2 separate regions of the Homo sapiens genome follow, and region 2 is linked to region 1. The links are chromatin loops, found by intact Hi-C in ENCODE. Cell type or tissue: natural killer cell. All regions are shown on one strand. Each heading gives the region's core, and the rest is flanking DNA. Links, peaks and the distances in the headings are about the cores only. Region 1 has its middle 23 kb from the start of XCL2. Region 2 overlaps LOC125312414 (a long non-coding RNA gene).

What was found. Hi-C counts contacts between places; a loop is a spot of excess contacts. Peaks named below come from ENCODE experiments on the same cell type or tissue, not always from the same donor. Only the 100,000 strongest peaks of a DNase experiment are listed, where the experiment ranks them.
Region 2: it touches region 1 in a loop (2.6-fold over the local background); 7 of 110 quality-filtered maps call a loop at or near these places.

Annotation. Positions count from the first base shown.
Region 1 is chr1:168,519,078-168,521,999 of GRCh38, forward strand. No RefSeq gene overlaps it. Among named protein-coding and RNA genes, the nearest start is that of XCL2, 23 kb to the right of the region's middle. In natural killer cell, for the core only: no CTCF peak of the experiment used is centred there; DNase peaks (open chromatin) are centred at 1,464 and 2,664; H3K4me3 peaks cover 501 bases; H3K27ac peaks cover 2,500 bases.
Region 2 is chr1:168,464,611-168,467,532 of GRCh38, forward strand. All of the region lies in intron 3 of LOC125312414 (a long non-coding RNA gene), which reads right to left. All of the region lies in intron 4 of LOC101928565 (a long non-coding RNA gene), which reads right to left. Among named protein-coding and RNA genes, the nearest start is that of XCL2, 78 kb to the right of the region's middle. In natural killer cell, for the core only: no CTCF peak of the experiment used is centred there; a DNase peak (open chromatin) is centred at 1,771; H3K27ac peaks cover 1,501 bases.

The DNA of each region.
Region 1 (2,922 bases), core at 316-2,815:
CTAGAAGCAGGGAATGAGAATTCTCCTTTCCTCTACATATTTGTCAACACTTGTTATTGTTTTACTTTCTTATTTTTAGTAATCTGGAAGGAGAGACTTGGCATTTCATTTAGTTTTATTCTTCTCCTAATTACTAATGAGGTTAAAGTTAAGCACGTTTTCATTTAATTTATGGGTTCTTTGTGTTTCCTCTTCTATGAAACACCTGTTCATAGATTTTGCCCATTTTCAAGATTTTTTTGGTCTTTTTTTTAAAAAAACTAATTGTAGGAAGTATTTTTTTCTGGATATAAATTTTTTTTTCTCATATGTGTAGCAAATATTTCTTCCTAATGGTGTCTTGTATTTTGCCCTGTTTATACATCTTTAAATGAGCAGAAGTTGTTAATTTAAATGTCATTAAATTTATCAATCTTTTTCTTTAGGGTTTTAGTTTTTGTGTGTTTGTTAGTCATAAAGATCTTCCATATTTTCTTCTACAAGTCTTTTATTTTTTTCCCCCACATTTCTTCATTGTTGTGAGATAGGGACCTTATTTCATTTCCCTCTGTGTGGTTGAACACTAGATCCAGAAGCACTTATTTAATTGTCTGTTCTTTCTCCACTGATCTACAATGCCTGGCCAGTTATAGATTAAGTGGGTCTGTGTCCACACTCTTTCTCTGCTCCATGGGTCAGTTTGCCTATTCCTTCCTGATAGCACACTGTCTTAATTACCTGCCTTTAAACCAAGTGTTAATCTCTACCTATCTTCTAGGGTATGACCTGTCCTTCTCCTCTCTCCATCTAACTCGGTAGAATTGTATACTCCTGACACTTTATTTTTAAGTAGAAAAGTATTTTAATCTGTCACTGGCCATACAGCCAAAAGTGAATGTGCCACCTCTCCCTTTTTTCAAGGACTCTTTATCTTACAGAGTTGTTTTGAAAATCACAGAAGACATAATGAATGGAAAGGGTACTAGAGAAAAAGAAAACAGTCTTCAGTAATTTCTAGGATTAGGGAATTTTCCTTTCTTTTAAATCATTCTCTTTACTCTTCAGGTTTATTTTTCTCATCAGCTCATTGTCTCAATACATGTAATATCTCAGCTGATCTGTGAAATGAATTCAAAACTTTCAGACTGAAAGTGTAGATGCAGGAATACACTTTAAAGGTGCAACTTCCTGTGGCTGCTCATTTTTATTCTCTGCTTCTTGGACAAAATAGGTTTGGTGATTACACACCAGGCCTTGGGGCTGGGAGACATGAATATCCTTGGAAAGGGTACAGGATGAGCCGAGCCTTTAGAGACAGAAATAAACCTCACCTGTGTGAGACCCTGCAGGTGCCCCCTGCCCTCCTGCACCTACCCTCTCGTGCAGTTCCTCCCCTTCACATGCCTCACAAGCTTGCCTGGGAGCAGGGGGCCCAGGTCACAGCTCCTCCTACTCTTTTCTCACTGCCGAGATCCATCCTTTAGTAGGCAGGGGGGAGTGACAGTTAAAGACTCTGTGGCTTTCTCTGCAGTCAGTTGTGGGTGTGACCAAGCGAACGGGTACTTATATATGTTAGTATATGTCATCATGGGGGAAAAGAACAATAATGCTCTACTATCACTGTGGTGGGTTTTCCTCTCACCCAACTCAGCTCTTCTATTTTAATCTATAATTGTCCCAGCCCTTGCGCCCCTTGCAAATGTCACTGCATTCTTTCCTGCCTCCCCCTCATTCTCTTCTGTGACTTTTTAAGACTTTCTATGGGGAGGGCTTTAATTTAAGGGGGCTGGATGAATGATGCAGGATGCCTCCTCGCTTCATGTTCAGGAGGGCTGAAAACCACGTTGCTCAAGTCCAGCATATTTGCCTAAAAGAAACATGTTCTGTCACAAAATATTCTACTTCCTAACTTACCATACGAAATGACATGGAAAAATTTCCCTTTTTTTGGTCCTCTCTTTCATGCTAATACCTGAAAAGGGGAAGTAGATGGAAGTAAAGCAAATTTACATGAGGCTGAGTGCACGTGATTGAGTTCATCACTCTCCACTGAGAACTCTTCCAATGTGCACTTAGACTCTGTCCCAGTATCAATCCCAAATATGGGTACAATGAGGTGAAGAAAAATATTCAGACTGATTCCTTTTGGAGAAGATGCTATATTTATTTGTTTGGAAGAAATACTTTGATAAATTGCTTGAGTTGAATTGTGAGATTCCAGGGCATGTGCAAGCAATAACACTTGCTCTTCTAATTGTAAGGGTGAGATAAAGAGTACAATGCATTTTGCTTTGAAAAGGAGGGGTGCTAAGAGAGAAAAAAGGGACCAAGAGTGACTTGATGGAAGACTGTGGGCTATATGACGTGATACCATCCTTTCATCCCCTACTTCCCTGAAAATCAGAAAAGTTACTATCTTCCAAGTTCTTGATGGGAATGAGATATATATATATTTGCAGAAATCTGAGGAGCTGAGTGTGTCTTGTCAGCACAGATATGGAGTTGAAACAGAAACAGTATATTTAGAGGTTGGAGATGGAGGCAGGAAATATGACAAGAAAGGAGGAGTCTCTAAGAATTTGCAGAAACTAGAGAGCTTGCAAAAACTAGAATTTGCAGAAACTAGGGAGGAATTTGCAGAAACTAGAGAGTTGCAGAAACCAGAGTTTGACTTTACAAAGGCTGTGGAATTTGAGGCTTTAACCTAAACCTGGAGGTCAGAGAGACAGGTTATGACCATGAGGTTGCAGGAGGAAGGTGATGTGGTTATCATAAAGAACTGCAAAGCCTCTTATCTGGTGCAATACAACTTAGCTACTTCACAGCAGCTTGATTAGGCCCATCTCCCTTTTCTGCCAACTCTTTTTGCTTGCTGACTGTTGTACTGAAACTCTGGACAACTTGCATTGTCAGTGCTTATATGTGCTAGACAAATACTGGGTG
Region 2 (2,922 bases), core at 296-2,795, 54 kb before region 1:
TAATCCTGTCACTCAGACAAGTGAGACAGAACCCAGTGGTTAGTTTTTCAAACCTTATTCCCCATTTCCTCCTCTCTCTAGTACTCTCCAGTGTCTATTGTGGCCATCTTTATGTCCAATGTTTAGCTCCCACATATAAGTGAGAACATGTAGTATTTGGTTTTCTGTTCCTGAGTTAATTTGCTTAAGATAATGGCTTCCAGCCACATCCAAGTTGCTGCAAAAGACATGGTGCATTTAGTGCTGCAATGAACATGCAAGTACATGTGTCCTATTTATTTTCTTTTGGATGTATACCCAGTAATGGAATTGCTGGGTTGAATGGTTAAGTTCTTTGAGAAATCTCCAAACTGCTTTCTACAATGGCTGAACTAATTTACGTTCCCACCAACAGTATATAAGCATCGCCTTCTCTCCACAGCCTTGACAGCATCTATTGTTTTTGACTTTTCATGTAATGACCCATAGGCTCAAAGTAAAGGGTCAGAGAAAGACCTATCATGCAAATGAAAAACAAAAAAGAGCAGGGGTTGCTATTCTTATGTCAGATAAAACAGGCTTTAAACGAATAACAGTAAAAAAGGACAAAAAAGGGCATTACATAATGATAAAGTTTCCAATTCAACAGGAAGACTTAGCTATCCTAAATATATATGCATCCAATATTGGAGCACCCAAACTCATAAAATAACTACTTCTAGACCTATGAAAGGACTTAGACAGCTACACAATAATAGTGGGGGACTTCAACACCCCACTGATAGTGTTAGAAAGATCACTGAGCAGAAAACTAACAAAGAAATTCTGGACTTAAACTTGACACTTGACCAATTGGACCTAATAGACACCTATAGAATACTTCATCCAGCACCCACAGAATACGCATTCTTCTCATCTGCACACAGACACAGAACATACTCCAAGATCAACCACATGCTTGGCCATAAAACACGCCTCAATAAATTAAAAAAAAATCAAAGTTATACTGACCATAATCTCAGACCACAGTGGAATAAAAACAAAAATCAATACCAAAAAGATCTCTTGAACAACACAATTCATGAAAATTAAATACCTTGCTCCTAAATGACTTTTGGGTAAACAACAAAATTAATGCAGAAATAAAAAAAATTCTTTGCAATAAGTGAAAACAGAGACACATCATACCAAAATCTCTGGGATGCAGCAAAAGCAGTGTTAAGAAGAAAGTTTATAGTGCTAAATGCGTACTTCAAAAAGTTAGAAAGATCTCAAATTAAACATCTAACATCACACCGAGAGGAACTAGGAAAACAAGGCCAGTGCCTTTACCTTGTAGCCCCAAAGAAGTCTGACCTCAAGAATTGGAATGTAGGATTTTTGAGGGAAACGGTGAGCCTGAAAGCAGTTAGGAAGTAACCTAATTCTCTAGCCACTCACAGAGGGTGCAAAATCTCAGACCAGCAAACAAGGCAGGGCAGAAAGGCACACACTATATATCAACAGGCCATGGATGGTCGTCACCATTCAGACTCTCCAATATTCCTTGTTAACAAGCTGAAATCAGATGATCCTCATTTTCACTTGAGCCCAGGGTTATAATTTCTTGGAAAGTGCAAAGGGAGGCAAACTATAATGGGAAGGAAGAGCAAGTCAACATGAATCTGAGGAAGGGGAATGCTTTTCATTCTGGTTTTTGAACAGGTGGTGGTCAGAGCTGGCAGAAAGCCCAGGATATGTCAGCAGTCCCGGAAAAGAGATGTTCTTGTTGTAAATCTCATGTTGATTCTTGCCCCTCCCTCTCCACCTCCCACTCTTACACATGCTCACGCTTCTTAGTAAGTACACTGGAGCTACCTCCCCCATGCCCCACAGCACATTGTACCTCTGCTAGCACAGGGATCACGTTCTGACTTACAGTGGTTGTGGGTGTCTCTGTCTCTTTCTCTCAAAACAAACATATTGGAGTTTCTCACTCATCGACATTTCTGCACCAGTGCCTGCAGACAGTTTTCCTCACTGTGAGGACTCTAAATACTTTCATTTACTGGAATTAGATTTACCCTTTTGGCTAAGGTGTCATATGGACAGGGGAATTACCAAGTCCAAGAGTAGTTTTGGCTTCCTGATGGGAAAGAGTTGTTGTATAACAGGAATCCTACCTAGGCCTCCTATTGCTCATTCCCAAGACAATTTCTTAGGCCCATCTTTGTCTTCCCAAATTGCCCTTATTTTTTGCCACTGCCAAGGCCCTATGGTCTCAGCTGGCTTCTCTCTCCTTTTAGGCCATTCTCCTTGCTTTGTCCCTTGGTACGCTTTAAACTTAACAGTTCCCTAAGACTGGTTCCAGAGCAAGGTCCTGCTTCCCTGCTATGTCTCATAGAGAAGTGAAACCTCTCTTGCTGCTTTTCACAGGGGAGAGAGACTGGGTCAAAAACAAAACAGAGAATCATACAAAGCTGTTCTTTAATTCCTGACTCCCTCATAAGACAGACTAGAAACTCTGGTGAAGTCTGTGATTTGCTCTTATCCATGAGGATGAGACTCTCTCAACTCCCTTCTTAAATACAGGCTGGAGGATAAAACTGAGGTCCTGCAGTTTGCATAATAGCTGACATCTATTGAGAATCTACTGACTACTAGGAACTATATAAGTTGTGTACATACTATTTTGTTTACTTTTTCAATTAACCACATGAGATAAATACTATTGTAGTTGCATTTTGTCAATACAGTAACTGAGCCTTAAAGAGATTAAGTTACATGTTCAAAATCCCCTAGCCATGAACTGATGGACTAGGGTTTATATCTTATTCGAAAAACAATAGTATTAACTAATGGTTACTCAAAAAGGATGTCTTTTAAATTCCAGTGAGAAGTTTGCATCTTTGAGAATGTTAGGATGGATAAACATCCATGTCACTGCTTCTCAATAAAAAGAAC